Linked DNA regions of Mus musculus: region 2 is linked to region 1. A link is a loop called in an ENCODE intact Hi-C map of the cell type or tissue named here. Cell type or tissue: left cerebral cortex. All regions are shown on one strand. Links, peaks and the distances in the headings refer to the core of each region. The heading gives the core; the rest is flanking DNA. Region 1 has its middle 370 kb from the start of Kif2b. Region 2 has its middle 130 kb from the start of Gm38950.

Region 1 (15,472 bases), core at 2,681-10,680:
TTACCTCAACTATTTACATTGTTTGCACATCTTATGTCATTATAATGACATTGAGATTAAATTAATTTATTTATTACCACAATCCAGTGTGTTCTTAGGTTGCTAAACACTTTAGAGTTCATGGCTGACATTTTTAAGGTTGATGAGTGTTTCTTGCCCTATACAATATTGTTCATCAGTTTTATTTTGTCTAACTTCAGTATAATAATTATTTTAAACATGAACCATCAGATACTGTCAGGTCCATCATTAAAGTGATGAGAGCTATCATCTAAGTAAATTGAAGACTTTGTTTTCCTTCCATTTTGGAGATTTTGAAAATTTAAGAGACTAAGAGGTAATCAAGGTTAAAATTATGGAATACAGGAGCAGTAAGGGTGAATGACATATTGGCCCAGCATAAAATTATATCTAGTTGGAACTTAGATAAATGAAAGTGTCAAGCAGCATCTTGTAAGAAATTTAACAACCATAAAACAAGGTGTAAGTTGATAGTTTGAGGAGAAAGAGAAGTTAGTGATAGAATTTCATTTTATGGTGTATATCTTTGAAGGATAAGATCACCCAAGAATGTTTAGAGTTAGAGGACAATCAATAAGATGAGACACTTTCACAAGTATAATCGATGTTGGACCAACATCACAGAGTAACAGAAGACATTAGAACCTGGAAGCTTAAGTGGAAAAATCTTACTTAGAAAAAAAATAGATCTTTCCCCTAAGAGGAAGCGGGAGCAGTGGGCTTAGTAAAGATTCTTTTCTAAGGTTAGTAGGATTGTGCGCCATTTAGTTATCTTACTAGTGCATCTATGGAAACAACAGTGAGCACTGATGGTAATGAATCTCATATATAAGCAAGAGATTGGTTTATTATTTCCCAATGCTAGACTAAATTCAGGGCACACATTCATCTTTGTCATTTAAAATCCAGAGATCAAGTCTAAATACTCTAAAATTCACTTGCTTAAACTATTACACTAATTCTTTTTTTTTTTTTTTTTTTTTTTGTGTTTTACTCTTTCATATGGAATTCTTTTTTTTTTTGTTTTGTTTTTTTTTTTTGTTTTTTTTTTTTGTTTTTTTTTTATTAGGTATTTAGCTCATTTACATTTCCAATGCTATACCAAAAGTCCCCCTTACCCACCCACCCCTACTCCCCTACCCACCCACTCCCCCCCTTTGGCCCTGGCGTTCCCCTGTACCGGGGCACACAAAGTCTGCGTGTCCAATGGGCCTCTCTTTCCATCTAATAGCTCAGAATTTTGCCATCATCATCAAAATGTAATTTTAGCATCCTAACAGCCAAGAAAGAAAACTGTTAACACTTTTAGTATTTTCTCAATCCCCATCTGTGGTTCCATCTCCAAGCAATCACTCACCTAATTTTAGTTTTACAGAATTGCCTGTACATCACATTTCTCATAAAATTGTTATCCAATATGTTGTCTTGTGTGATGTCTTCATTCATTCTATGGTTTTAAAATATATTTATAATATAATCACATTCTATAGTATGAATATACCAATTTTTATCTATTCACCATTTAATGAACATTTAGGTTTTACCTAGCATTTACTTTTGCTAACAATATTGATATGAACATTTTAGACAAGTTTATAGCAACATGTACTTCATTTCCTTTAAATATATACTTAGGAGTAAACTGTAGTGTGTCATAGTAACTATATCTAAACGATTCTATTTAATTTAGAATAAATTTTTAAAGTACCTGAGAATCACATTCTTTATCTTAAAATACCAATTGTACATGTATCCATCTTCAACTGCATGTAAACTTAGTATAAAAAACTGTGTAAGCACTGCATTAATTTTTATGAAATATGAGATGGTGCAGTCATTACTAGAATAGCTTGGGTAAATGATGATCATAATTGACTCAGTTAAGCTTCAGTCACTGGACCTATTAACAATTATGCCCTTAGTTGTGTGCCTTCAACTTTACAGTGATAGTTGTAATATCTTGACTTTTGCTTGTGTAAGTATGCATGTGAGAGTGACACAAAGATAGGTATATTCCTTGTAGGAAGCCTCTTCACTTCAGCTTCCTCATTGGTAATGGAACATGCTCTCCTTCCACATATATCCCAACACTGATATTTCTGTATTCATTTTTTTAATAAGCAAGACTACACAATTATCTATCGTTTTTCCAAACTACCACTAAGAGGTGACAAATAGAAAGAAGAACCCTTTCTTAATATTTACTGTAACTGACAGAAAATCATTTAAAATACAATTGTAGAAGGAGGCCCTTTAGAGAAAGGTAAACACCGACTCAGCTATAAACTCCTTAGGCCTGAAATGGGGAACTACCTGAATGATTTACAGGTGCTATAGTGGCACAAATGTTGTGGGACTAACCAAAAAATTCTCATTGAATTTAAGGCTCATTTCATTAATAGATGGCCCCTATGGCTGATACTTTGCTGGCCAAAAATCCGAGACTAGGTAGACTATGGACCTCAAGAAAAAACAAATACTACTCTTTGACTAAAGGGCTCCTAACAACATTCTGCTATATGCATAGGTAAGTGTTTGCTCCACCATCTTCAAAGAGGCATACTCTGACACTAGCTGTGGGACAAACGTGGAGGCCCACAACTAGAATGTGTGCAGAATTAGAGTTCTTGCAATACTCAGTCCTATGTGATGTCTCCAACAAATCTCTCGACTCAGGGCTCAATGAACTCTGAAGAAGCAGAGATGAGAATATTGTGAGATCCAGTGAAGGGGAGAACAGCAAATAAACACCGCTTTCTAGACAAAGCATGATCACACACATAGAAAGTTACAGAAACTGTGCTCTACCCAGATCTAAGCCAGATGAAGCCCTAGTACTTAGAAAGAGAACACACACAAGTACCTTTACCTAACCCAACTGTTTGCAAGTGAAAAAAACAAAAAACAAAAAACAAAAAACAAAAAACAAAAAACAAAAAACCAGTTGTCTCCAATAGAGTCTCACTAGGTACATAAACCACACTTAATGCCCCATGTCCAGCAGTAGCTGACCAATACAAAACAAAAACAATGATTTTTTGGAGAGGGTTTTTTTTTTTGTAGTTATTTTGCTTTGTTTTGACTTTTTTCCCCTCACAATGCTTTGTCTGGGGATCTTTTTCATCTTCCAGGTTTGTTTGTTTGTTTGTTTTTACATATATATTATGGGTTTTGGTTTTGTGTTTTTATGTGATTCCTGAATGTGTCTCTGCATCTATATGTGTTTCTTTTGCTTTCTATTTTATTCTCTTTTTTTTTCCTGTTTGTTTGCTGGTTTTGTACTATTTTAGTTTTTTTTTTTTTTTTTTTTCAGTTGCCTGCTTCTACTGAGAAAAAGAGTGTGGATTTGTATGAATTCAAAGGCTGTGGTAGGAGTTGGAGAAAAGGGAACTAACTAAAACATATTGTATGAAAAAAGATCTATCTTAAACCTTAAAAATAGAAAATTTAAGTTCAAATAAAACAGAAAAATTGAGCCTTCTGGAGGACCTAAAAATGCAATAAGATTAATGACTTCATAGCATGTTTCCTCCTTTTACAACCTAACCCATTTCTCCATCTCCCCTTTTACCTGTCATCACTGTAGAGCTGAAATGATCCCCACTGATAAACTAAGTATCAATAACTAATTTAATTTGGGCCTCCTTGCTAGATGACTAGAGAAGGGGTCCGGACTGAATAGGGCCATTGGTGGGCTTCACAGTTCCTGAGGATCTAAGGAAGAAGGTAGCAGAATATAAGAATGAGTGTTTACTCTTTGTTCTCACTGTCAGGCCTTTTCTATGTGCATATTTTCCCGGGATTAGAATGGTTGGTTTTTTCAATAGAGTCTCCCTCGAGTCTCTTTCCTCTTTAACACCATGTTAGTGACATGCCTTAGAAAGAGAAGCATTGCAAAGTCTCAGCACAGTAAGCACATATGACATGTGTGAAAAGCAGGAGAACACATTTTGGACCCTGTAGAAATAAACACATTATTCATATTTAATGTTGGCTGATAGAGATATTCAAATATATTGCTTTTCTACTAGTCAGTATGTGATGTAAATTATGACCCGCACCCGTGGGATTTGTGACTCTAGAGTTCAGCACTAATTCTTCCCTTGGAAATTGTACTGAAAGAAAAATAATAAGAAACTTTTGAGAGAGCTGTTAATCATCGGTTTTCCTTTATATGAATTAACTCTAAAAATCATTCTTTTAATGGAAGCATATTTTATGAGTTTTCAGTATGTTCTTGTAAGAAATATCATCCTTTCACAGACTTTGCAGTTCAGATTAAACATATATACAACGTAAAGTTTGAAAACATCGACTAGAGAGATGGCTCAGTGGTTCCGAAGCTCGGCTGCTCTTACAGATGATCTGAGTGTTCTTCCCAGCACCAATGTTTTGCAGCTTTTGCTACAGAAGATGCTACATACACCTTCTTTTAACATCCACAGGCATCCATCCACACACGTGCACACATCATGAATAAAAATAAAATAATTATTTAACAAGCTTTTAGAACAACTAAAAATATTAAAGATAGTATAGTTAAACTCTGATTCTAAGAAAACAGGTAGGGAGTGGATGGGTTGAGGAGCAGGGGGAGGGTATAGGGGATTTTTGGAGAGGAAACTAGGAAAGGGGATAGCATTTGAAATGTAAATGAAGAAAACATCTAATAAAAAATTGAAAAAAAAAAGAAAACAGGTAGGTATAGAATCCTTTGTAACTATCATTTGATTACACTTGTCTCTGTTATCAATTCCAATTATCATAAAGGGTCTCTTTGTGCTGATACAACATATCTCCTTAGACTTATTTGTTATCAATCAAAATATTCTCCTCTCCCATCTACTTATTTATTTTAGGATCTGAGTTAATACCATTAGTCCCATCACAAATGGAAATCTTTCAAATATTATAATCTATATTTGCAACTATATTTTTTGGTTCATCTTTTATTTCATCATAGTCAGTTGGGTATAGAAAAAGTTTTGTGGCAGACCCATCTCTGCTCACTAAAAGCTTTGGTAAAGGAATTCAATCCAAAATAGATTTTGTGTTGCAATTTTATAACCAAGAGTATCCATATCCAAATTAAGAACTTGGCAGTTCCAATGCTTTGCGGAAAAGGGTGAGGTAGGGATGGGTAGTGATACAGAAATGAACTTGGAGCAAGAGGAAGGAGAAATCATGAATAGGATGTATTATGTGAGAAAAATATATTTCAGTAAATGGAAAAGAAATAAAATATTATGCAAATAATGGACATTCCACAAACCATCAGTGTCCTTTAAGCCAGCAGCTTTCAATCTTAGTATCAAGTAACAAGTCTCTTAGGACTTTGGTTCAGCTCAATGATTAATATTGATTGTAAATTTAGAATCACTATGAAAAGCAACCTTTGTGCATGTCTGCAAAGGATTTTTATAGATTGTGGTTTATTTGTGTGGGAAGACCCATCCTAAATGTGTTTGGCTCAATTATACGAATAGAGTATGTGATGTTTTGTATATGGTTAGCCTAAGGACTGGCACTATTTGGAGGTGTGGCCTTGTTAGAGTAGGTGTGTTACTGTGGGCATCTTAGCTCTCTGGAAGCTAGTCTCTCTTTTGCCTTCAGAACAAGATGTAGAACTCTCAGCTCTTTCTACACCATGCCTACCTGGATGCTGCCATGCTCCTGCCTTGATGATAATTGAGTGAATCTCTGAACATTTAAGCCAGCCCCAATTAAATGTTGTCTGTTGTATGCTGGTCTGGGGCTTACAAGGACCGGGTATAGCAGGGAGGCAGGCTGGGGCTGAAAGAGACTTAGATGGAGAGAGGTTAATGGAGCCAAGACATGATTCTGTTCAAGGCTTTCCAGTTTACTATGAGAGTCTACTTATAAAAGGGGAAAGTCCATCCCCTGCCAGTCCATTCTTGGTGTCTGGAGCCAGCCTGTAGGTGATGTGCAGAATAGGATGCTCCACTGAATGTATCAGGTGCTTCTCAGCAGGTAGCAGTGTCTTGGGGAGAGCAGTGGCAGGTGGCAGAACAAAAGAGCTATCTAGGTCTGAAGGCTCCACCTTAGGTAATTTCCTTCACAGTGGCAGCAAGATCAAAGTCTGAATCAGCCTACGTCAGGGCTGGGGCGGGGGGCTACAGTTGTCCTTATAAGTGTTGCCTTGTCATGGTTGGTACCAAGGACTGGGGTCCTGGTATAATAGATCTGACCATGCTTTTGTTTGGAAGAATGTGGACTTTGAGACCTTGGATTTGGAAAACCCAAATCCAAATGTACAAAGCCTGAAAATTAGCATGTAAAATAAAGAACTATGCAAAGAATATGCTGAGACTCATTAAAATCTCCTGCAAAAAATTGTTCTAGGCCCAGGCTCAAGGGCAGTAAAGCTTGCAACGTCATTATCATCACTTCTACTTTCCTACTCTAACACTCCTTTTTCAGAATATTGAAGACAGACACAGGCCATAGTATATAAAACTGCATGCAACAGGTACAGCAAATGTCACACTATGCAAATGAGTCAAAAGCTTACATGTGAATTAAAAATGCTATCTTGGAGGGGGAAGGAGGAGTTGATGAAGATGGTAAAAATTCCTCACATGTGGGAAATTTATGACCCACTATCTTGTGCTAAGTGAGTATTCCAGCCTTTGTCCCTTTTACCTCTACCCACAGTCCTTTCGGGAAGATGGTATATTAACTGTTGACTTAGTTTCCCTACTCTCTTGAATTTGTTCATACAGACTGTGTGTCTTGTTTCTCATAAAAGAACAACTAAGTTTGGAGCCCAGACACATAAAAACCCATGTAAAATGAGTCACTCTGGAAGAAACACGAAGGACAGCTGTACCATTCTATATTGAGCTGAGTCAAAAAATCCTTCTTAAGTGAAAGAGAAAACATCACTACTACATGGGTAACAGGCATAAAATAGGATTTCCCCATTAAGAAAAAGGACTTCCCCTTTTTTTCTATCTTAACCTCCTTCATGCTACTCCCATTTTCCTTGAATGAGAGGTATCATAAGATATAATGCACCTGTCATGATAAATGAAACTATATTATAAATATATGAAAGTTCAGTTATTGCATGATTCCTCCTACCGTGTCTAGCCCAGTGCCACCTTCTACATCCTCGGAGCTCTTGCCCCAAAATGAGGCTTGTCATTTTTTTTTTATTCCTCTTTCTCTTCCCATAGCAATTCTGGGACAACCCTAGAACACATGGACTATATATTTCTGCGTTATGATTGTTATCATTACACATGACTGCATGCCTACTATGTAGAAGATACCCAATGTATATGGGTTAATTGAATTAATAAAAAGCATTAAAATGTGGACAAAACTGACACATTTTAAGTTTCAAAGCTAGCACAAACAGTTGGGAAATGAATAGATATGAACAGAAGGTAGGAAGCTCTGTTGTTTCATTGCATGTGAGATTCAGATTATAAGACATAGGCAGGAGAGGAGAGAGACCAATATATTTACCTAATGGTATCCATGGTGCTATTTGTTGTATTCTGTTCTATATTTTCTCTCTGTGGAATGTGCTTGTCTCCCATTAGTGCTTCATGAATTAACCATAACTGCCACCAATGTAATTAAAATATTGATTGCCAAGAGGAACTGGGGATTTGGCCTTAATTCATTCAGCAAAAACTTATTGAGGTTTATTATATGCCATAGATATACTTATATATCGCAAGTAATTATTTTCATGCGCTAAGTTATGGGTAGAATTAAATCATGAAATGAACTTCAAAACCTACCAGGTACTGTCTCTTTTATGACTAACGCTAATTCTAAGCGCTACTGATTTGCCAGGATATTTAGCAAAGACTGAGACCATGTCTTTGCTAGGTCAGCATCTCTTCAATGTTACACCAGAGACCTCTCTTGACTATGGTGCTGGGTTATATTCATTGAACCCATGCTACACTTCTGCTTCTACTGGGGTTATTTTTATAACATGCATACTACTCATATTATTCATACTACTCATCTTTTTTAATGTAGATGAAGGCTGTAACATCTTAGTGACCAATAGTGCCTGTTAGGACTTCTATCTTTTCAGGAGCATGTCACCATCACAGAAGGAACCCTGAGACTAGAAAAGCTAAGTGATTGGAAGAAAAAGCATGACTGAGTGAAGATATAGGATATAAACTCGAGAAAGAATTGTATATTCTAAGCTTTTCTTGATGAACTCAGTATTAACCCTGGGATTTGTGGTTTCAGTTTACACTGTAATGAGGGTGACTTGAAAGGAATATTTTAGTTCTTTTCCTTGCCAGGGTCAAGCTAGAAGACCAGATATGTCTTTCTGTTGATTTATGTGGTGGATAACATTTTTCAATTTGCTTGTGGTGAACCACTTTTGCATGTCTGGGATGAAGACGCATAATCTCTTTGATATATAATTCAATTCATTTGCAAGTATTTTACCGAGTATTTTTATATCTACATTCATAAGGGAAATTAATATGTAATTATCTTTCATTGTTAGATCTTCGGGTGTTTTAGGTATAAAAGTAAATATATCCTCATAAAATGAATTGGACGATGTTTCATTCTCTTTTTCTTTTGTGGACTAATTTGAGGAACATTGGCATTAACATTAACATGAAGGTCTTTTAGCATTCTGCGCTGTCATCTGACACCAGGCTGTTTGGGGGTTGGGATAGTTGAATGACTGCTTCTATTTCTCTAAAAATAATAATTAATAAATGGGACCTTATGAAATTGAGAAGCTTCTCAACAGCAAAGGACATTTTCATTTGAACAAATTAGCATCCTACAGAATGGGAAAATAATTTTACCAACTACACACCTGATTGATGGATAATACTCAAAATATATAAAGAACTCAAAATAACTAACTCAACAATCTGATTACAAGTGGTGTACATATCTAATCAGAAAATTCTGAATAGAGGAAACTCAAATGGCTTAGGGACACTTGAGGAAATGATCAATGTCCTTAGCCATTAGGAAAAATGCAAATCAAAACTACTTTAAGATTTTTTCTTGTATCTGTCAGAATGGATAAATTCAGCAAAACAAGTGACAGCTTTGCTGGCTAGGATGTGGAATAGGAAAATCACTCATCCATTTCTGACATGAGTGGAAACATGTATAGCCACTTTGGAAATCAATAGAGCAGTTCATCAGGATGATGGAAATAAGTCAACCCGAAATTCCAGGGCATGTGTGTGTGTATGTATGTATGTATGTATGTATGTATGTATGGCATCTTATCCTTCCACACAGACACTTGCTCAATCATGTCTATTGCTATTCTATTAATAATAGCCAGAAGTTTGAAACAACCTCAATGTCCCTCAGCAGACAATGGAAAAGAAAAATTGGTACATGTACACAATGAGGTATTATCCAGCCATTACAGAAAAAAAATTAATATTGTGAAATTTGCAGGGAAATGATGGAACTAAAAAAAAAATCATCCTGAGTGAGATAATCCAGGCTTTAAAAGAACAGATATGTAGTTTTCATATATATGTGGATATTAGATGTTAAATCAGTGATAACCAAGCTACAATCTGTAGAACCACAGAGGTTAGATGTAGAGTAAGGAACTGAGAGACAGGTAGATCTCATTAGGAAAGGAAACTAGAGCAGGCAATTATGAGTGGATGGGGAAACTAGAATAGGATGTTCAAGTGGTGATTGAAAGGGAAAGCAGTTGCCTGAGAGGGAACACAGGAAGAGACAGCCACAACTAATGGGAGTTTTGAAGTGTACATTTACACAATGGAGTATTACTCAGCCTCTAAAGAAAAGAAAAATAGCATCATGAAATTTGCAGGTAAATCGATGGGCTTATACAAAAATGTCATTTCCAGTGGCCGATTTTAGACCCAGGAAGACTGATGTCTATTGGCCTTTATGTGGATATTTACTGCTAAGTTGCATTATGGCTACCATGTGAAATATTTTTGAATATTAATATATTCAAAAGAACTTTATAAAACTTTATAAAGAACTTTCCTTCTACCAATGCATTGGCTAGGAATGTTGTCGGGAGGCTTCTGAAGCCTTCAGTAGAGTTTTCAACCTTTGCTGTGGCCCACCTATTTGATGTCCCTAATTGTGCATTTGAGGAGTCTTGACTTGTGATGTTTTGTTCTGGTACTATAAAAGTCTCTTGAAACTGCAAATGCATTGGAACCAGGTATTTGACAGAATGTGAATTTGTGTTTCCAAATGAAAATCACCCATAGTACACACACACACACACACACACACACACACACACACACACACACAAGCCAACAATCTTACAGCGTATTCCTATTATCAACCAAGTCCCTATTTCCCTTGACTGTGTGTAAACTGTGTGAGTTTTATCTCCACCCCACTGTCTTCACAGCATGAATTATTTTCTCACCTGAGCACGTAGTTTATAATACCCACAAATCCTAGAATTTGAGAACACATAACATGATAGGCCCAGGGATAATCTTTGCAATAACATAATAAACTTACAATTTTCTTAAACTTACCTTTCACGTGGAGTTTTATGTCAGTTGTCAGTATCAAACACCCTAACTCTAGGATCCCCATTAGAAAACGTGAACTATAGCAAGAAATTTGCTGTCAGTCACAATCTCAACCATTGTTCTTTTTACCTTGGCACTTCTGCTAGGAGAAGTAAAATGGTCTCATGAATATACAATATAAAGTCAAACCCAGAAAAACCTTGGTAACACATAAGCCTAACTGATAGATCAAAAATTTGATGCCTAAATATTATTGTTATTAAAAATACAATATGCCATTTAGCTCAAAGGTACTGAGTCTTGATATTGAATTGAATCTGTTAGCTGATTCAAATGCAGTATGAATGAACAGCAGCCATGTTCCTGTTGTGGGTGGTCAGGGAGTGAGAGACTTACATGAAAAAATATACATATATCTGTACCTATATCTAGATTTAGCTGTAGATGTAGATAGATATGAATACAGACATAGATATGCATATATGTAAGTTTATATGTATGTATGTATGTATGTATGTATGTATGTATAGCCCTTAAATCTATTTATTACTACTCCTATGGTTATGTGTGTAAGGTTGACCACTTGGGGTTACATAATCTATCAGAGGATTGAGCCCAGAGAAGACTAATTATCATTCTACCAGTAGCTATTTATCACCTATAACTCCTCATCCATTGTGGAGAATTTTTCCTATCCACATTGATATGTCAACTGATATAACAACTGTTATCACTGTGGTGTTCTTGTTTTGGTAAGCATATTGTTGAGAGTAAATGGGTATTACTTTCCAACTGTATGCAGAAGACATTATCTACTATGGCAGATATTTTGGTCCTCTGATGCTGACAATATTTCTGTTCCTTCTTCTGCAGTGTTCCTTAAGGCTTAGGTATAAGGGTTGTTTGTGCTGTGAGTGTATCAATTGGCTTTGGGCATATGTCAGTGAGTTGTTTGCTGCATTTGACTGGTTGTAGAACAGTAATTATCTTCATCTGTTGCAAAAAAATACACTTCTTTGGTGAGGGATAGAAACTACAAGTAATTATGTGTATAAAGGTAAATATTTAGAAGGCAGTAAGAATTATGCTAGTTCAGAAAATTCTCTCTCCTCTAGGCTTCACATCCTATCCAGCAATGTGCAAGTGGCCAACGTTACACTACTAGGAATAAATGTCACCTTGTATAAGGGTCTTAATTCCAATTAGATAGCTGTTGTTTGTCACCAAGACATAAGAGCTGCTATTGTACCACCACAGTTTTATTCTTAACACATAAGAGCACTGGACTTACTTGTTTTAGTTTTACTCTATTTAGCATTGGTCTTTTCTCTCACTCTCATGTGAGCTTATTAAGACAGGATCTGTGATTTTCTCATTGTTTTAATTCCAGTGTATATGTGAGTGGTTTTAACTGCTAATTTCATATGATAATTTAACACTGAAAGCCACCAAACTAGTGAATAGTACCTTTGAAATGTTGCTTTCTCAAATTCATATGACCTTAGACTCTAGGTTTTATTTTATAGGGCCAAATATTATATGTATATTTAATAGATATTTAACACTGTATGAAACAATAAGTGAGCCCCCTGCCCCCATGTGTGTGTGTGTGTGTGTGTGTGTGTGTGTGTGTGTGTGTGTGTGTGTGTTTCACACTGTCTGCTTATGCTTATGGCCTTGAGGCTGTCTCTGTAGATATAGGGCTGTGATACAAATATACATTATTGCTTACAGGATTTCTCAAGACTGTATTAAGCACCTGTGTGTGTTACTGCAGACACAGCTCTGTCAGTGTTTGCTGCAAGCTCCAGATACTCTGGCATCCAAAAGTGGCCCTGGTTATGTTCACAGGATATTGGGGCTTCTGACAGTGATAGAATCATAATGGAAATGAAGCAAAAACTGGACTGGCAGTTAAGGGGAGAAACCACCCCAGAAACATGATTGAAATACTCAAATTAACTCATTTAAAGCATTTCACCTAAATGCAGTTTCATTTCTACCATTAAGATGAAAGTGATACATAGGACACTAGAGTTGGGGCTTTTCAGAGTGTCATCAGTATTCACTCTACTGTTGGCAAGATATGGGGCCTCAGAGTAGAGGCATGACTGGGAATTGTTTCTCAGCCATTCATGAAACCAAACCAATTTGCTGAAAATAAGTTCACCAAATTAAATTACTGAAATTCACGTTGCTACTTGGTAACTCTGCCAGCCCCCATCTTACTGATAAACACTTTGCTAAAATGAGTGACTTAACAAATTTTTCAATTTGGTAATTTTCATTTTAGCAAATAAACAGAGTGACCTAAGTGCTTAAATAACAACACAAGAGTTCAATACAATATCAGAGTTACATTGTTAATAATAATTATCCTGTTGTATAAGCATTGCATTTTAATGTATAACAACAACAATTCTAACTATTTGTATTTACTCTCTGAACACGCAAATGTCAGATTTGTAAGGAAAAATTTCGGGTCATGTGAAGTATCCATGCATATGAGATATTTTCAAATTGGGGCAATTAACCAAACTGAACAAAATTTATGGCTCTGCAATCAAAGACAGCACCAGAGTTTGTTTGGCAACTGTAGGTGGTGATTCTAGCTCATCTGTTATTTTGTTTTTTGTTGTTTTGTTTTGTTTTTGCTATGGATTATTACATAAAATGGTTTCTCCAGTCACACTGCTCAGTTGATTTCTATTCACAGAGTCAAATATAGTTATCTCTATATACCACCCAGGCTGGTTTTATCAGATGCTTTGAACCTTTGCTATTGAGTCTTTCCTTTTAATAGTCAACAACGTGATGTATTGCAATGTTTGTGGTTAGAAAGCAACTTTCAATATTTCACAAGTGCAATTCTTTCAGCTACTCTAATTCACATCTAGAAGCTCAAGGATGTTAAATTTTGTACATTACAAATTTAATCTTGTCAACTGAGATATGTTATTTAGGAAAATTAGCTGCAATTTTAAGCTAAATTTATAATTATTGATTACAAGAAAACATGGTTATGCATATGATAGATGAGTACATATATGTTTTTATCTACACACCTATTCTGTGCCAACCACAATCACTCTAACAAACGAATCATGTTTCAGCATTTTTAAGAATAAGTATATTTGGCAAACTTCCAAAATTCAATAATTTACTATATAGCATGACATATGCAGACAGGAGATGTGTTTCAGCATTTAAGGAAATGTTTCTCTTACAGAGCTCCCAGTTCAGTTCCCAACTACCTGTGGTGGCTTGGCTAGTCACACAGGCCAAGTAGACTAAAGGAATCACAACTTGGGAAGAAAACTTATTGGAGGAAAATGAAGAAGACAGTTAACTAGCATAAAATACCAGAAAAGGAAGCATAAGAATTCTTTAATTCACTAAAGCATGATTTCAGCAGGGATTTTGAGTTTTCGCTAGCACATATTTCCTCTGTGAAATTCTGCCTTCCATGGGCCAAAGCAAACGGACTGGCAAGTAATGGATTAGAATACCCAAAGCTCTTACTTAAAAGAAACCTCTTCTATTTTGAAGAGTCTTGGTTATTTTGTTAAAGTGATATAAAGATGACCAACACATATTTTCAGATAAAGCTCAAGAAGCTGACTGACCATCAAATATATCATAAAATAATAATAGTCAATAGAGAGATGCTACTGATACACCAAGTTAAAAACCAAGCTGTTTCCAGTTACTGGATAATCTAAATATTTTATGACACTTTCCCAGTAACTCTTGCACAGCAAGGGATGAAGAAGATACTGAGAATACAAAGAAGCTAAAAAGTTTTCTCTAGGATGGATAAGAAGCATGTACAAATTATTTACACCTGAGAAAAGATAGAAAATTTTAATCCAGATCATAGAAAACAAGAATCCTCTCGACACCTTTTCAGCATCATTAACACACTATGTTACATGGCAATTCCAATATTTCATAATATTTAGCATCTTTTTATTGCATATATTAATATATGTTTGAAAAATAAAATAACTACATTTTCACAGTCTTTCCACCCAAATACTTACACATATTCATAGACATAAAGGTATATATTCTAATTAAAAAATAAGCTTCCTAATAGAATCAGACAATTTTTAATTTATTGCTTTGTAGAGCAGCATGGGTTTATATTCATAGGCTTTTCTTCACAGTTGCTGAATGAAGTTCAATGCCTATGTGCTCAATTATATGGACATATAAATTAACTTCATCCTGTGTAAGAGAAATCAAAGAACAAAGTAAACACATTCCCAGGGGTGCACAGCAGCAGGCTATTTCTTACCAAGTTCTTAAAAAAAAAAATACGGCAGGCTTGTGTGCCAACATGAATACATATCTTCTTCTAAAAACATTCATAGAACCATAGTCTTTGAGGGAGTATACCTCCCTCCCTCACTCAGGCTAACATAATTCTATAGTGTGATTTTTTTTTAGCTCAATATCATATTCATGACAATAAGATGCTAACATCATCTTCATGTAAAAATGACTAGAAATTGCATAATGTTGAAACAATACAGGACAGCCTTTTTCAAATGATAATGCCCACTATGTAGCCAAGATAGAAGGAAAGTAATAGAGATTCATGTGCAACATATCATATATCAAGAAACTTAAAATACCTTCACACATATAACCCTAAATATTCTACTACTAATTTTTACTTAGAAAACAACCATGACTTACAGTATCTGATTTCTTTCATCTTATAATTTGTAATGGAAAATTATTAAAAAGTCACTTATCACATTGTGAGAACAAATTGTTTGCAATTTCCTAAATAACAGAGAAAGAAAAAAGTAATTGCCTTTTAATCTATAAAGAAAACATACTGAAGGTGTTTTAAAAATGTGGGTCCAAATTGTGACTGCTGGTCCTCCTACAGGATTGCCCTTTACCTCAACTTC
Region 2 (15,472 bases), core at 3,950-11,949, 520 kb after region 1:
ATTTTTTCTTTCATTTCTTGAGATTATTATTCATGTAATATTTCCTTTCTACTTCTTCTCCATAAACTTACCCATATACTAATCCTTATTCTCTTTTAAATTCATGAACATTTTTCTTTAATTGTACAAGCACACAAAAATACACACACATAATTATTAATTTAGATAAAGGTAAATAAATAAAAGTTGCTAAATATATAAATTTTGTCCTCTAGATTGAATTCATATTTGTTTGCAAGTAACACAAGTAGATAGAAATCAGAACATCAACATCATTCCGGATGAAGCTTGTCCTGAAAACAAGTGTTAGAAGCAAGTGACCTTGAGTGACTATGACCTTCACCCTCATGTCTTTGATGGTGATACTGGCACCTTCTCCACGATCAAAGTGATTCATCTAACATGTGTTAGTTCCCTTTCCTTGAATACAAATTGACCTAGAGATTTCACAATAAAGTAAAGAATACAGGAAGATATAGGAAATGTCACTCCCAAGACAGAATGATAAAGAGGCTTTGTGTTGCATTTAGATGACCCTTCCTCCTCTTTGCTTCTGCTCAGTAAGCTCCTTCTGGTGAGCTATGCCTCGCCTTCTGGAGGTTTCTATAGGAAAATGAGGGACAGGGATCCTCTGAAAAGTATTCAACAGTCACATGATGGAGCTATGAATGGAATACATCCAAGCCTGGCAGTCACTGCATCCCAGTGTCTCTCCTTCCCAGGCTGTGAAGCTACAGACATGGCAGATAAAGCCTAACTAAGAATACTGACAATGAAACTGCTAAAACTACTGAAATGTGTTAACTCGATAAATGTTTGTGGACATTTGCGATACATTAGTCGATAACTTGTAAGTCTGTCATAAGATACACAGTCTAAGATAATCACTCATTGAAGAGATAAGCCCTCCTGCCATGGCAAAGGCACAACAGACTATAATAAACCACTGCTACTTCTGTTTCTCAAATTCAGTATTTACATAGGTTTTACTTGTGTCTTTGAAAGGTGTTATTCGAGAAATAGAATTTTCCAACTTTCTATGTAGCTTAGGCAGTGTCCTTTGGAGAACTTGGGAAGTGAAGGCTAGCCTTCAGGTTTACATTTTCCTGGATTGAACCACCAATGTCTTTGACAGTGTCTCCCACAGCTCAAGACAAGTGGATATTGAAGAGAAGACTGTGAGTAGGAACGCCAACATGTCCACACTGCTAAGTGCAGGTGATTGCTGTGCTTCTTCAGGGTCAAGGTCATGATTCCACGTCTATCCTAGAAAAGGAGACATTAATAGCACGGAAGCTAGGAATTGTCCAACTGGAGCAGAGGTTCTCCTAGTTTAGCAGATTCCCAGGTTAGCAGATTCCCAGGCTAGCATAGATTTTCTTGGAATAAAAGACAGACATATTAATAACAATATGTGTCTATGTCTTACTGTCTCTACATATTAGATTTCCTTTTATTTTTAGTACAATTAATTTCTTAATGTGTGGAGTATTTAGGTACAAATTTAATTCTGACCACTTGGGCAGCACTTTCCGACCTCTAGTCATATAGAAAGGACTGAGTAGCATTGGTATTAAAAGACAAACTAGGTAGAGAGATTTGAATTTTATTCACCTTCATTTCCTACCTCTATGCACAAATATACATGCATATATAAAGGGTAGAAATATAATAAAAAATATAGCAGATTTGGGAAGTGGAAATAAGTCTGAATTGCAGGATAAGGATTTAAATTTGAAGACATAGTGCAGTTAGATACTAGGATGTTCCATCAATGGACCACCCTATACAAATGCAGATGTTTTAGCAGAGCCTTTAGATAACACAATTCACTCTATCTTATTTTTAGGATGACACTTATAGGAACAAGCAAAGAAAAAAGGAAGTGAGGAAAGAAGGAAGAAAGGAAGGGAGAAAGGGGATAGGAGGGAGGAATAGAGGGAGGGAGGAATAGTCTCATCTAAATCATTTTGTCTTACCACCAAGGCACTGGATTGCCCCTTACTTTCCTGCTGTATTTGTGGGCTTCGCAACCAAAGCAGAAAAGTGATTCATTGTAGCCTCTGGAAGTTGTCTGACAGACTGTATTCCACTGTCTAACTGACGCTACTTATATCTTGTGTCACTTTCTGCAGTGACTCAGTTCCAAGTAAAGATTAATGCAGTTAGGACATTTTGCAGAAATTGTAAATGGCTCTTGCAACTGATTGGGACGTGGGCGCTGCCTAGCTTGGGAGTTATTCATGTAGATCTGCAGCATTGCTTTCATAAACAGATATTGTTTCATTGGTGACTAATCATTCCTTCTCAACTTAGAGTGAGCTCAAGGCCTCGGGAATAATCAAAGCTGTAAAAAGTTTGCAAGTATAACAGAATGGGAACGGACTTCTTATTCTGGGCTTTTCTCCCATAAATGGAGACAATTCTTATTAAAGAGGTGTCTGTATTCAAAGTTTATGTTTCATATCCCATTGAAAGACATCTTTATGGTAATCAACTCATACCAATTATTACATGTAACAACACCTGTTACATGTGACTGTGTGTGTGTGCATGTGTGTGTCTCTGTCTGTCTCTTTCCTCTCTTCATATTAACCAAATTAAAATGGTACTTTTCTTTTTCAAAATAAATGACAGTAACTCTAATAAATACCATAACAGGAAGACAAATATTCCTTTGGTTCTTCTCTAACCTGTTCCATACAAACCTATGTGCATACACACAGGCTGATGGAGATAACAAGATTTGTCTCTGATCCCAAGGCCAGTTTATAAGGAATCCCACACAAGAATAGCATCTGCCAAAAATAGTTGCATAACAGCTTAACAACAGTATAAGTTTTTGGATTCTTTGGACATTCAGTGTCACCCATTTTATGAATTACAATACTCCTTTCCCATGGTCAGTGTTAGTCATCTTGGCCCAAGTCAGATATCCACACCAGAGCTGCATTGTCTAAACATAAGCTGGGCATTATTGCCTTCTGTTTTCCTACAGCCATACGCATAGAAAAATTTAAACACCTTTTAGCACCATAGTCAGTGTTTTGCTTTGTATGGGGGCAGGGGAATGTTTGAATCACTGAGGCAGTTTTCCTGAGTGTTGAAAGCATATTGGTCCAGAACCTATTTAAACTCAGGTCCTCTATGAACATATGCCGCATGTGGTGGAGACCAGAAGGAATACCAAGGAAGGCAGTTCAGACATCTAGAAGGACTCCATGTTGTCCTTGGGCTTTCCAGCTGATGCTTATTTAGATTTGAGAAACTTTACTTAAAGGTCATTGATAAAGCAGTCATTTCATTTGAAGCCCTCATAGCCTTCCACTCTAGGAGCTAGACGATTTTGAATTTCAGCTTTTTTATTAGACACAGTGCTCTCGCAAGAAAATGTATATTCCAAGTGCTGAACCAATCTCTGGAATAAAGTTAAGAGAAATCATCCTTAAAAATATCAACCTAAAATTTGACTGTGCGTCTGACGCTCTTTTCTGAGGAGTTTCACTCGGTTAAGATGCTAATGTACCATTCTGAGTCAGGCTAACAGGGCTTCAGCCTCTCCTTATTTTGGTGCCTAAAGAGACCTGTTGGCTAATTGTCAACAACAGCATAAAGAGATGGGTGGCAAAAGGGAGCTGCCTGAGAATAAATCACAGGCAAAGGACTTCAGAAAAACATTAGCTGCTTTGACAGTCCTGTCAAGAGCATCTTCATTCCAAGTGGCTACAGCTGCATCCATAAAGCACTGTGGGCTAAATAAATGGCACTCTCTGAGTTTGATTGTATTGCTGACAGTTTTCTCTCCATACTTGCTGTGTCTCACTACTAAGGTTGTAGTCTACCATGTCCAGACACCCTTCCTGAACTCAGTGCAAAATGAACTTTTTCTTTATTATAAACTCTCTATTATAAAGCCTTTTCTTTATTATAAAGTCGAAGATCATATGCCCCAGTAGAGGGGAATGCCAGGGCCAGAAAGTGGGAGTGGGTGGGCTGGGGAGCAGGGCAGGGGGAGGGCATAGGGGGCTTTGGGGATAGCATTTGAAGTGTAAATGAAGAAAATAATAAAGAAATTGCAAAGCTTCAAAAAATAAAGTCTGTGTCGCCATTTTAGTTTACCTTTTTTTTCTCTTTTTCCTTTTTTTATTGGATGTTTTGTTTATTTACATTTCAAATGCTATCCCCCTTCCTGGTTTTCCTTCTGCAAACCCCCTATCTCCCCCTCCCCCTGATTTTATGAGGATGCTCCCCCACCCACTCACCCGTTCCTGCCTCTTTGCTCTAGCATCCCCTATCCTGAGGCATCAAGCCTCTTCAGGACCAAGGACCTTCCCTCCCATTGATGCCTCATAAGTCAACCTCTGCTACATATGCAATTGGAGTCATGAGTGCCTCCATGTGAGGACTCCTTTTTCTTATGGGGCTTCCTTTTCTCTGCCTGACTTGGGAAGCCCAACCCCTAATCATCTACCTGAGGAATGTCACATGGTCCTTAGCAAAATTACATGTTCCGGGGGATTCCTCTCCATGCAAATGAAGTAAGCCCAGAACCTTAAGCCTCAGCCAAGGAAAATTTACACCAAGAAGAACCATTCCCCACTCTCCAAAGTTCAGCATAAATAAAGTGTACGAGCACAAGTGGTTGTATTGAATATCATTTAAGAGAGAGCTGTTCCATTGTATGTCATCTAAAAGAGCTGTTAACACTGAAGAGTTGTAACATTCCTACCCCTGGCATTCACTGCCGTACCGCCATCACCCTAACCTATCAGTTCCAGATTTCACTCCATCCTTCCCTGACTGGTGTACACTCTGAGGGAAGAGGGAAGAATAGGAAACTAGAACCACACACGGGTTAGTCCTTCTTCTATCTTTCCCTTGCTCCACAGCTGTAGAGACTGGTAGTCCCATTAACTCTTCTTCCTTGTCAAGGAAGTTAGAGGAAACAAAAAACAAAACAAAACAAAATTTAAAAAACCCAAAAAGCAAAAAAAAAAAAAAAAAAAAAAAAAAAAAAAAAAAACAACAACAAAACAAAACAAAAAAACAAAAAACAAAAAACAAAAAAAAACCAAGGCTGGAATGGGACTGATTAATTATCAAACATCAATTGTTAAAAGACACAACCTCTTACCAAAGCAAAGAGTGAATATATGTAAGATTCAAATACTAAGAACTTTCATGGACAGATATGGCCAAGCATAGATATAGAAAGTCATCTGAAATAATCCCAGAATTATAAACATTATTTCCCATTTAGATGAAGAGTTGGAGGTGTATTTAGTCAAAATAGTGATTGGTTGGCTTATACAACACACTGGATGAGATCTGTAGCACCCCCCAAAACAGGCATGGTGACACGCACTCAGGAAGTAGGAACAGCGGAATCAGTTCAAGACCAGCCTTCATTACATAATGAGTTCCGGGTGAACCTATAACACATAAAATTCTGTCTCAGAAACGAACAAACTCACAATTAAGCAAGCAAAAGGGTGATTTTCGGGTTATTTTGCATGATACCCTGTTGGATTTTGTTTACTGATAATTTATTGCTCTCATAGAAAATGGCATGCTATGAAATTGAAAAATCAATCTATGTTGACATATAGCACATTGTACTGATCTGGCTAGATTTATTGAGTATGGGAGGAGAACAACCTTTAATGCCCACTTATGTTTATTTTTCCTTTGGTACTTCGAGAACGGATCAGAATCGCCCCTAAAATTGGTTTAAGGCAGCATGATTCGGAAGTGGCATCTTCACTCTTACACTGCAGGGAATGAATCCCTCACTCCAACATCCTCTAGCACCCACCACCCAGAAGCAGATTCTGTGCACCCCATCAGGTCACAGGAAGATGGTCCCAATAGAACTTTCTGTAACCCAGAGGAGCACGATCTGTGCTATCAGATATCCAACTATTCCATCATCCAAGGAAAACCAGTCCTCTGAAGAAATGTGTTTTTAAAGATTACGCTCAGCTAATTTAAAAGTAAATAGAAATAGCCACTGGTGCCTACTGGCTCCCACAGGGTATAAGGGGATGTGACAATTCCACTCTGTCATTATCTTCTATTTTACTTCTTAATCGAGACCTTTAAATTATCTCAGCCAAATTAGGACTCTATAATTTTACTAGCTGATAAGTCAAATTTAGGGTGGCATCATGTGATTGCATTTCCTGTGATTTTCATTTTAAAACACACACACACACACACACACACACACACACACACACACACACAGACACACACACACCTTATTTCCCAGTGTATCAAAATTTTAAGAATTTATTGATGAAAAGATTTATAAGTTTTGAAAGTCATCTCACAGAATCTAGGTACCTAAAGCTTTTTTTTTTGTTTGTTTGCTTGTTTTTTTTTTTTTTTGGGGGGGGGGTTGGTTGTTGTGACCATAGCTATTAAAGTAAGAACCAACATTTACTCAGCCTTGTTTTCAGAAGTAGTTATATATACAAGCAGGTCATATAGAAGATTGAGCTTGTAAGGAAAGCCACTGAAGACAAAGTCAGAAACAAGATTTTGAAATATATAGAGACTAAGCTCCTTGCACATGGATGTGAGGAAAGACGCTATGGCCATGGGAATCAGGAAATTGCAATGGTTGCAGTGGTCTGTCTTCTCGTGTCGCAATCCCTGTTCCCACCAGTCAAGAGGACTGTGATGACACTAGCCAAGTTAATGAATCTCCTTTATTTTTATTTTAATTAATTGTATTTAATTATGTGTGCATATAAGTACGGGTACTCATGGGGGCTGCAGCTGGAAAAGTTTGCTGAATCCCCTAGAGCTGGAGGTTCAGGCAGTGAGTAGTGAGCTGCCTGACATGGGTTCTGGGAAACAAACTTGGGTCCCCTGGAAGAGCAGTGTGTTTTTATAACTACTGAGTCATCACTCCAGCCTTGCCCGTTTTCAACTAAATACATTTCTGATCTGGCAGTGAGATGAGTTGAAGATCATTATGGATTTTGTAGTCATTTGTGTTAGGATTAATCGTCTTTGGACTTTTAGAGCTTCTGACCCACATCACTAGAAAGGGGCTGATTTAACTGTAAGATCCATGACTCCAGACAGCGTCATAGAAATGTGGAGTGGTTTAAGCCACCTGGAAAAATGCTTGAGTTGAGGATGCTCTATCTGTAAAAGGAGATATTAGTTGGACTTTAAAAGACATCATGAAAATTAAGAAAGATAATGTATGCAAATGACCTCGGTACTTCAGAGGCCTTGGATGTGTTCATTCTCTCTCTCTCTCTCTCTCTCTCTCTCTCTCTCTCTCTCTCTCTCTCTCTCTCTCTGTGTGTGCCAATATTTTGAAATGTAAAAAAGAAAAAAAATTAACTGAAGCCACAAATGGTCCAGAAATAACCAATCAATCATACGCTTATTTCTCTGAATTGAGAGTTCAGTGTGACTTTGTTAGTGTGCTCTGTAGAACCAAGGTATTTCTAGGCCCCAGGCAGATGGTCACATACTCAGAGGAGGAAAAAAAAATAGTTATTTTTCATAAAATCCTCTTTGGTTGATTCCTTCATTATGATTGGGCAAAATGCCACCTGCAACAGATGGATATGAATACAGGCAACCAGAGAGGCTGTGTTATACCCCAAGTCCTGGCATCTGTGGCCGACTCCCTCACCAGGCTGTCAAAACAGCTGCTGCGTGCTCCCTCCTCCTGCACTTATGAGGCTTTGCCAAGAATGTCCACACGCAGAGAAGATCCAGCAGTTTGCTAGCTGGTGCTCGCAGGTTGGAAATCACACCTATTGCCCTCTGAGTACTAGGGGAGCCCTCTTCAGAGCTTCTTTCAAATATCTGGGAATGAGTAACTTATTTAACCATTCAAACCCACATAGCTTTCCATTAACATTGAGCAGACAGGAGTGTTAGCAGAGTGAATGAATGAATGAATGAATGAATGAATACTCAAATCTAAACTCAACTTAATGTAGTTAAATCTACCTTAATATTTTAGGTCCTTAGCACCTTTTCTACAAGGGGAAATAAACAATGTTTGGTGGAAGTTTATCAATGAGTAGAATAATAATGCAAAGAGGACACAGAGAGCTTGGTTGTGATAATTGGGTGCTTCTCTTGCAGCTGTACTAAAATGCCCGGAATAGAACAACTTACTGAAGACAGAGTTTGTTTCATCCTCACGGTACAGGCCACCTCTACCAGGCAGTCACCTTGATAAATGCTTACGGAACTTGGTCACATAACATCCATAGTCTGGAAGAAGGAGAAAAAACTCCCCCAAGTCAACTAAATTTCTTCTTGTTATTCAATCAATGATCCAAGGCCAGGGAATGGTGCCACCCACTTTTAAGGTAAGTCTTCCCACTTGGAATAATCTATGCAGCATAATCCTTCACAGGCACTGCCCGAGGCAAACCTGGCCACAATGATCCTTGACAGGTGGACCTGGGACCTTGTGTTGTGTATGATTTAAGATAGTGTCAAATTGACAATCAATGCTATCTGCCCCAAGGATTAACTTTTATTTCATGTTGATTAAACACCAAGCATGATTCTAAATGTCCTACAGGTGTTAGAAATCTAGTCCTTATATTCAACTCACAAATAGATATTTTATAAAACACACAAGGAAAAAAAAAAAAAAAAAGACAGAGCAAACCCAAATCCTTTACCCCAGATAGCAACACTTTACAAAAGTAATGTTGAAGAATAAAATGCAGGCAGGCAGTCCAAATCCAGACCCTTCATACTTAGCCATTCCTGACAGTGTTAAGGGAAGGGTAACTCTTATTATGAGGCAAAAAGGAATTCACAGGAAGTCAAGTGTGTTAATGAAATATCCATTGTTAAAAAGCAAATGACAGCTATTGGGTCCTTGAATGACTTCCAACCGGTGCTCCCTGCTTAGGTAGGGAAAAATTGCAGAGGAAAGAATAGTTCAAAGTCACTCCGTTTTACAGAATGCTAGAAATCGTGTTACAAAAGTCAAATTCATTACAAGCATATTAGAAACAACCGCTGTAATTTAAGTAATTGGGAAAATCTGGAAAAAAATTGGTTTTCTATTTTAATCCTTGACGGAACAAATTTAGCTAATGGATTTTGCATGCTTAAATTTACATTTGCTACTAATCCGAGTCTGTGTTTATATGTGGTCTTATATACATTACAGAAACACAGCCTGACCTTCATGAAATGCATTTTGTTAAATACAGAAAATATTAACTTCTTGTTGGAATTAGATTGACCTCACAAATATATTTAAAACAATTTTTGTTCTGTTACATTGCCCTTACCTCAAAGCTGTGACCAAGTACCTTACAAAAGCTGGTGAAAAGAGGGTGTTTTATCTCAACTCATTGTTTCAGGAGACATCAATTCATCATGACCGAGAAGGCTGGGTGACTAAAATAGGTCAACCAATAGCAATGGAGCATGTGATGCATCTTTCAACATCTGGGAGGATCACGAAGCAAGAAGAGTTTGGTAGGAACCAGGAATCAACACCACATTCAAGGCCCACCCATCCACCTGTTTTTGTTAAACAGAACACCATTCATAAAGTTCCACAACCTCCCAGGGAAGCATCCCCACAGGCACAAAAGATGTCTCAGAAGCTAAGAACCCTTACTGCTCTTTCAGAGGAGCAGCATTTGGTTCTCAGTACATACACTGGGCACTGCTGCCACTACATCCGATTCTAGTGGATTCCATGTGTTCTTGTTGTTCCTGAGGGTACCAATATGAATGTGCACATAAGTACACATAGATATATGCAATAAATAAATAATGAAATAATGGGATGACTAAAGAAATAAGGCATTAAAGTCAACAAAAGTATCCCAGCTGGCAACCGAGTATTTTAACACAAGAGCCTGCGGGAAGATATTTCATGTTCTATTTTTTTCTCCAAAGAAGGACCATGGCCCTAACAAAAATAATGTCCACTGATAACTAAAGCATATATACTAGTATAGTCATTGAACTTATGTAAATAAGGTCTCTATTTTCTTTCCTTGAACACTTAAAATATGTGATCTGATGCTTTATACAATGAGTGCAATGAAACTGCAAATATATGCTTTCATTGAATAGGAAGCCTAGAATAGGACCAGACAGAATGGAGTCAAACTAAAATAGATATTGATACAACTAGTAAAAGTGATATTAAGAAATAAGAAGCCAAGCAGATTGGATGGACAAAGGAGATGCAAAAGAAAGATGAGGAGAAAGACCTTTGCTTCACGAAATTCTGCCCCAAAGCGTTAGCTTGGGAACTCAACATGAGTTCTTGTTCTTTGTGCCAATGTCTTCAAGCAATGCCAAACTCACCTCCTTGACATCCTTCTGTCAATCAGGGTTATGCTTAGGTTAAAAGTACTTAAGAAGGGCAGACCATCAGAATAGAATTAGAAGCTGAAATGATGGCCCACGCTTTCATACCTGGAAACCCAGAACTTGAGCAGAGGGCTGTAGAAAAAGAATCACCATGGGTTTAGGGACAGGGTGAACAACATTGCAAGTCTGAAGGCAATCTGAGCAATAAAGATGTACACACACACACACACACACACACACACACACACACAGTGAGAGAGGCACAGAGACAGGGAGACCAGAGAGTCAGAGAGACCAGAAAGACAGAGAGACAAAGAGACAGAGAGACAGAGACAGAGAGAGAGGTTTAAAATAAGAAATCTAACACAAAATTCTGAGAGCTGAGATGTTCCTTAATCTGACACATGAAGCTGACCAGAGAAGTGGTTCTAAAGGCCTCAGAACGAAGTTGAAAGGGTGGTACAGATCCAACAGAGATATGGTGTAAAAGAGAACTAATTCTGTGTGTGGTGTGTGTGTGTGTGTGTGTGTGTGTGTGTGTGTGTGTGTGTGTGTGTGTATGTATGTATCCGCACGCGCATGTACACATGCCTGCCCATGCCTGTGTGTATGCACATGTTTCATTAGAATTGCTGGGTAATCCAATCATAACCATCAATATACTGGAGAGCTAAAGAACCCAGTATAACTTCTGTTCATGAAGCAGGCTTCCCCAACTGCCCCAGTATGGAGCAGAGGGCCTGAAGGTTTCCTGGATGGTCACAGATCCTTGTTCCATTTTTGAAAGCCAAGGAAGTTCTAGTCTGGTGCCAGCTAACGGTGGAAGCAGCAACAGAAATGAGCTTACTCATTGTGAGAAGTGAAGGCAGGCAGGAAAGCACAGCCATGTGTCTTCAGATATCTGCATCTGTGCTCTCACCGGAAGGCAGCCCATACTGTGGGGGGAGGGTTTGCTCCCTCATCTAATTACTCCAGGAAATGCTTTCCCAGATCTGCCCAGGAACATTTCTCTTAATTGATACTATATTCAATCAAGTTGACGATCAACATTAACAAATGGGTGAGTCCTAATGTCACCCGACAGGTATATGAACAAAAATACAAATGTCCATGTGACAGAAAAAAATCTGTCTCAGCTCAAGCAGAGAAAAGTCACCCTTTGCCCATCTTGCTTTAATTTTATACAGACACTTAACAGAGAGACGGATGCCCATCCACATTAGTTTTGGTGATTGGTTTTTGCCCAGTTTGCCAATTGAACTGTTAATGTCTTTTGAAAATACCCTCAAGTACTACTATATCAGCAATTTGGGCACCCACTGGCCTAATCACATTTCCATTCAACCTGGACCATCACAAAATTCAAGAAAAAGCTTGGAGAATTAGATAGCTGGTGTGCAGAGAAAGCCATAGCAGTAACAATGCACAAACCCAACCTAACTAAAGCAATCTCCCTCTAAGAACCAGCTGCTACAAAGTAGTCCATATAAAAAGATCCATACACAGATGGGCGTGGTGGCGCACGCCTTTAATCCCAGCACTTGGGAGGCAGAGGCAGGTGGATTTCTGAGTTCGAGGCCAGCCTGTTCTACAGAGTGAGTTCCAGGACAGCCAGAGCTATACAGAGAAACCCTGTCTCGGAAAAAACAAACAAACAAAAAAACTAGATTCAAGTATACTTCCATTTCCTATTTCAGAAATTAATCTCAAGACTGTGAGATCAAATAAATGATTTTCCCCTCAGATTAAATTTGGTCCTAATGTTTTTTTTAGAATAGGAATCTCCTAACTTTATATCTTCCCCAGGAAAAGCCACACAGCAAGACTATTCAAGAAAACAAAACAAAACAAAACAAAACAAAAAGAAACAACAAACAAAACAGAGCAGATAGGTATTAGAAAAATCAGCCAACAGTGGCCGGAACCCTTACAAATAGACCTTAAAATAAAATTAAGGAAGGGCTAGAGAGATAGCTTAGCTCTTAAGAGCACTTGCTGTTCTTCCAGAGGACTCAGGTTTGATTCCCAGCCTGTACATGGTGGCTTATAAATGTCTCCAGTTCTAGAGGATCTCATGTCCTCTTCTGACATCTGTGGGTACCAGCCATTCACATGTATTAAGGAAATACAATAAAATTCTACAAGATATAAAATACAAATAGAGATAAAATTGATAAATTCCTTAAAAGATGCACCTTCTTGATCCTCAGTGGAAAAGGAAAGGTTAATTTGAGTAATTCTATATTCACTGAAGACACTAAATTCACTTTTCAGAAACTGTAAGACAAAACCCCCACATCTAGAGGCTATCTTTGGCAAATTCTAGAAATACTCAAAAGTATAAAATGTGATTTACTCAAAACTTCTTAACATGGTATCAGAACAATACTCATTTAAACAAAACCAAACTAGACCATTGATATTGATGAAAATGTTTATAAAAGGTTGAAATAAATAGTAAAGAGAAGTGGAACAAATCAGGACCACATTTAGTTTAATATGTATATGCAAGCCTGGATCAATATTTGAAAAATCACTCAACAGAATTATCATAAGATTGATTAAAGGGAAACAGAACTACAGAGGATGTTACATCTGCCAATTAAGATGCCTCTTTAAAAGCCAGGGACAGAAGAGAATTCCTTTCACTTATTAAAATTGGCAAAAGTCTAGTGAAAAGCTGTCTGAACAACCAAAAATTTTTCAAGGTTGTACATTGTTACAGCAATAAGTTATATTTTGAGTAACAATAGAAAGTGAAGATTTGGACTGAGATTTCATTTTCAGCACAATCAAAAATCATTAAATTTCAATGAAAAATATACGGAAATGTACTTTGATTTTGTTATAACAACCTAGGGAATAAACTACAATTCCTTAAGTTTGTAGTAATCTGTGGTGTTTAGACAATGATGTTTTTACCTACTAAAACTTTTCTTACTGTACATCAGGAATGAGAATGTTATTATATTTAAATTATCAACAGAGCAGGTTGAAACAGAATGAGATTCAAATCTACAGAGCTACCCAAGACAGCCATGGTTTTTGTTATATTGGAATAAAAGTTCTAATAGAAGCCAATTATTTACAAATGAACACACAAGCCTCTAAGATAACTTCACTTTATTTGACTAAGAGATATGATTTCATTGGATGAAAAATGTTTATATATATATATAAATATATATATATATGGAGGGGTTTGAGACAGTATTTTTCTGTGTAGCCCTGGCCATCCTGGAAAGCACTCTGTAGACAAGGTTGGACTAGAACTCACAGAGATCCAACTGTCTCTGCCTCTACCTCTCTTTAGTGCTGTGACTTAATGTGTGTACCACCAGCTCCTGGCATATGGATCAAGAATTTATCCAAATTAATTTAATGAGGAAAATATAGAGGATAATAGAACAATATGTTTGTCAAGCTCATTCATATAATGCCAACCAATTAATAACTTTTAACATTTAAACAGCATCCTGAGTTAAGCAGGCAAAGGCTGTTCCCCCAGAGAGGGAACTTAAGGTAGATATACACAAGAACACTGTCTCCACAAGACTCAAGTTTTAATAAATAATCAAGCAAATCAATTTTTGATGCATTGAAAGAAAAAGACTGAAGTATAAGGGAAGAGCGTGAATGTTGTACCTATTTTTTAAAATATAGACAGGCAAACCCTCTAAAACTATAACATCTTAACAGATACTTTGGTGAAGAGAGAAAATCCTGAAACAAATTTAAAATATAAGTAAAACCTAAATTGTCATTGCTCCAGACATATTTTAGAGAAAAGGAATAAGTTGTCCATTTACAGGAAGAAGGCCAACACGGTACAGAGTAATGGGAGGATGTAGGGTGCACAGGTGAGGAGAGGTGGGAGGAGCATTACCATCCAGTCTAAGGGAGTTGGGGGGAGATAAAGAAACAAGGCTCATTCATGTGCAGAACAGCACTCTTAGGAAGTTCCAAAGCACCTATAAGCATGATCTTTTAGTTTTCAAAGATCAATGTGACTTTTACATCAAGACTGTTTTTAAGAAGTTAGAAGAGCAAAGAGATCAATCAGATGTTTTGTGTATTACTCCAGGTATCAGCCAGGTAACCTGTGTATCATCCAGGTATCCGCCAGGAGACTCATTTATCAGTCCAGGTGTCAGCCAGGTGGTTCCTGTGTTAATCTAATAAAAGGAGAGAAAGGCAGGGTTTAAAGTGTTAGGCAAGAAGTGGTTTTCTGAAAATCTGAGTCATGAACAATGACATTTAGTAATCAAGTTGAGTTATGGTGTTAAAGTTAGATATATAAGTTCCAGTGTGGAACGCGGTTAATGATCAGGCCTATTATCATAATGACCAGAACAAGAACTCAAACTGACTCTTCATTGGCAAGCAAATGGACTGCTACAGAGTGACCCAGACATAAAGGAATACTAAACAATCAAAGAAAACATGAACTCCTATTATTTATACAAACATAGATGGAACTAGAGGACATTATACTAAGTAAACTACATCAAGCACAGAAAGGTAAATCCTAGGTGATCTCATTCATGAGCAAACACTTTTATAAGTTAAAGTATAGAACTTATTTATCATGCACAGAGCTCTGGGCTGGACCTCTACAAACGTATACAAAACAGCAAGGTTGACCCAATAAAAGGTAAGACAAGAACAGAGGTTGCCAGGGACTAGAAACATTAGGAAAAGATGCCATTCAACAGACATAGTTACTATTTGACAGATTACTACATTCTGGTGTCCTATGTCACATGAGTGAATACAATGAACAGTCATGCATTTTATATCTTGAATCGTTAAAATAATAGGAATTTGAGTACCGTCCATTTAAAGACATGGTAAAAAAGCAGTAGATAGTATAATAAATTGCTTTGAGTGCTTAGGAATTCGTAACAAATTGTGCATCACGCTGTACCTCAAAAATATCCACAGATATTCGGTGAAAATGTAAATGCAGAACTCACTGATGTGCAAGTAAGGGTTTACTGTGATTTAGACCACATGAATGAAGACATTATGTAGAACAGGGAGCTTGGACGAGAAGATGATCTAACATCACCTCTTCTATGCCAGTAATTTTATTTTCTGCTTCTTATTCATGATCTGTTTCCTTTCTCTATAC

Evidence for each region. Peaks named below come from ENCODE experiments on the same cell type or tissue, not always from the same donor. Only the 100,000 strongest peaks of a DNase experiment are listed, where the experiment ranks them.
Region 2: it touches region 1 in a loop (2.3-fold over the local background); 2 of 42 quality-filtered maps call a loop at or near these places.

What each region holds. Positions count from the first base shown.
Region 1 is chr11:91,935,912-91,951,383 of GRCm38, reverse strand. No RefSeq gene overlaps it. Among named protein-coding and RNA genes, the nearest start is that of Kif2b, 370 kb to the right of the region's middle. In left cerebral cortex, for the core only: no CTCF peak of the experiment used is centred there; DNase peaks (open chromatin) are centred at 6,531 and 6,851.
Region 2 is chr11:91,419,086-91,434,557 of GRCm38, reverse strand. No RefSeq gene overlaps it. Among named protein-coding and RNA genes, the nearest start is that of Gm38950, 130 kb to the left of the region's middle. In left cerebral cortex, for the core only: no CTCF peak of the experiment used is centred there; DNase peaks (open chromatin) are centred at 6,892 and 7,609.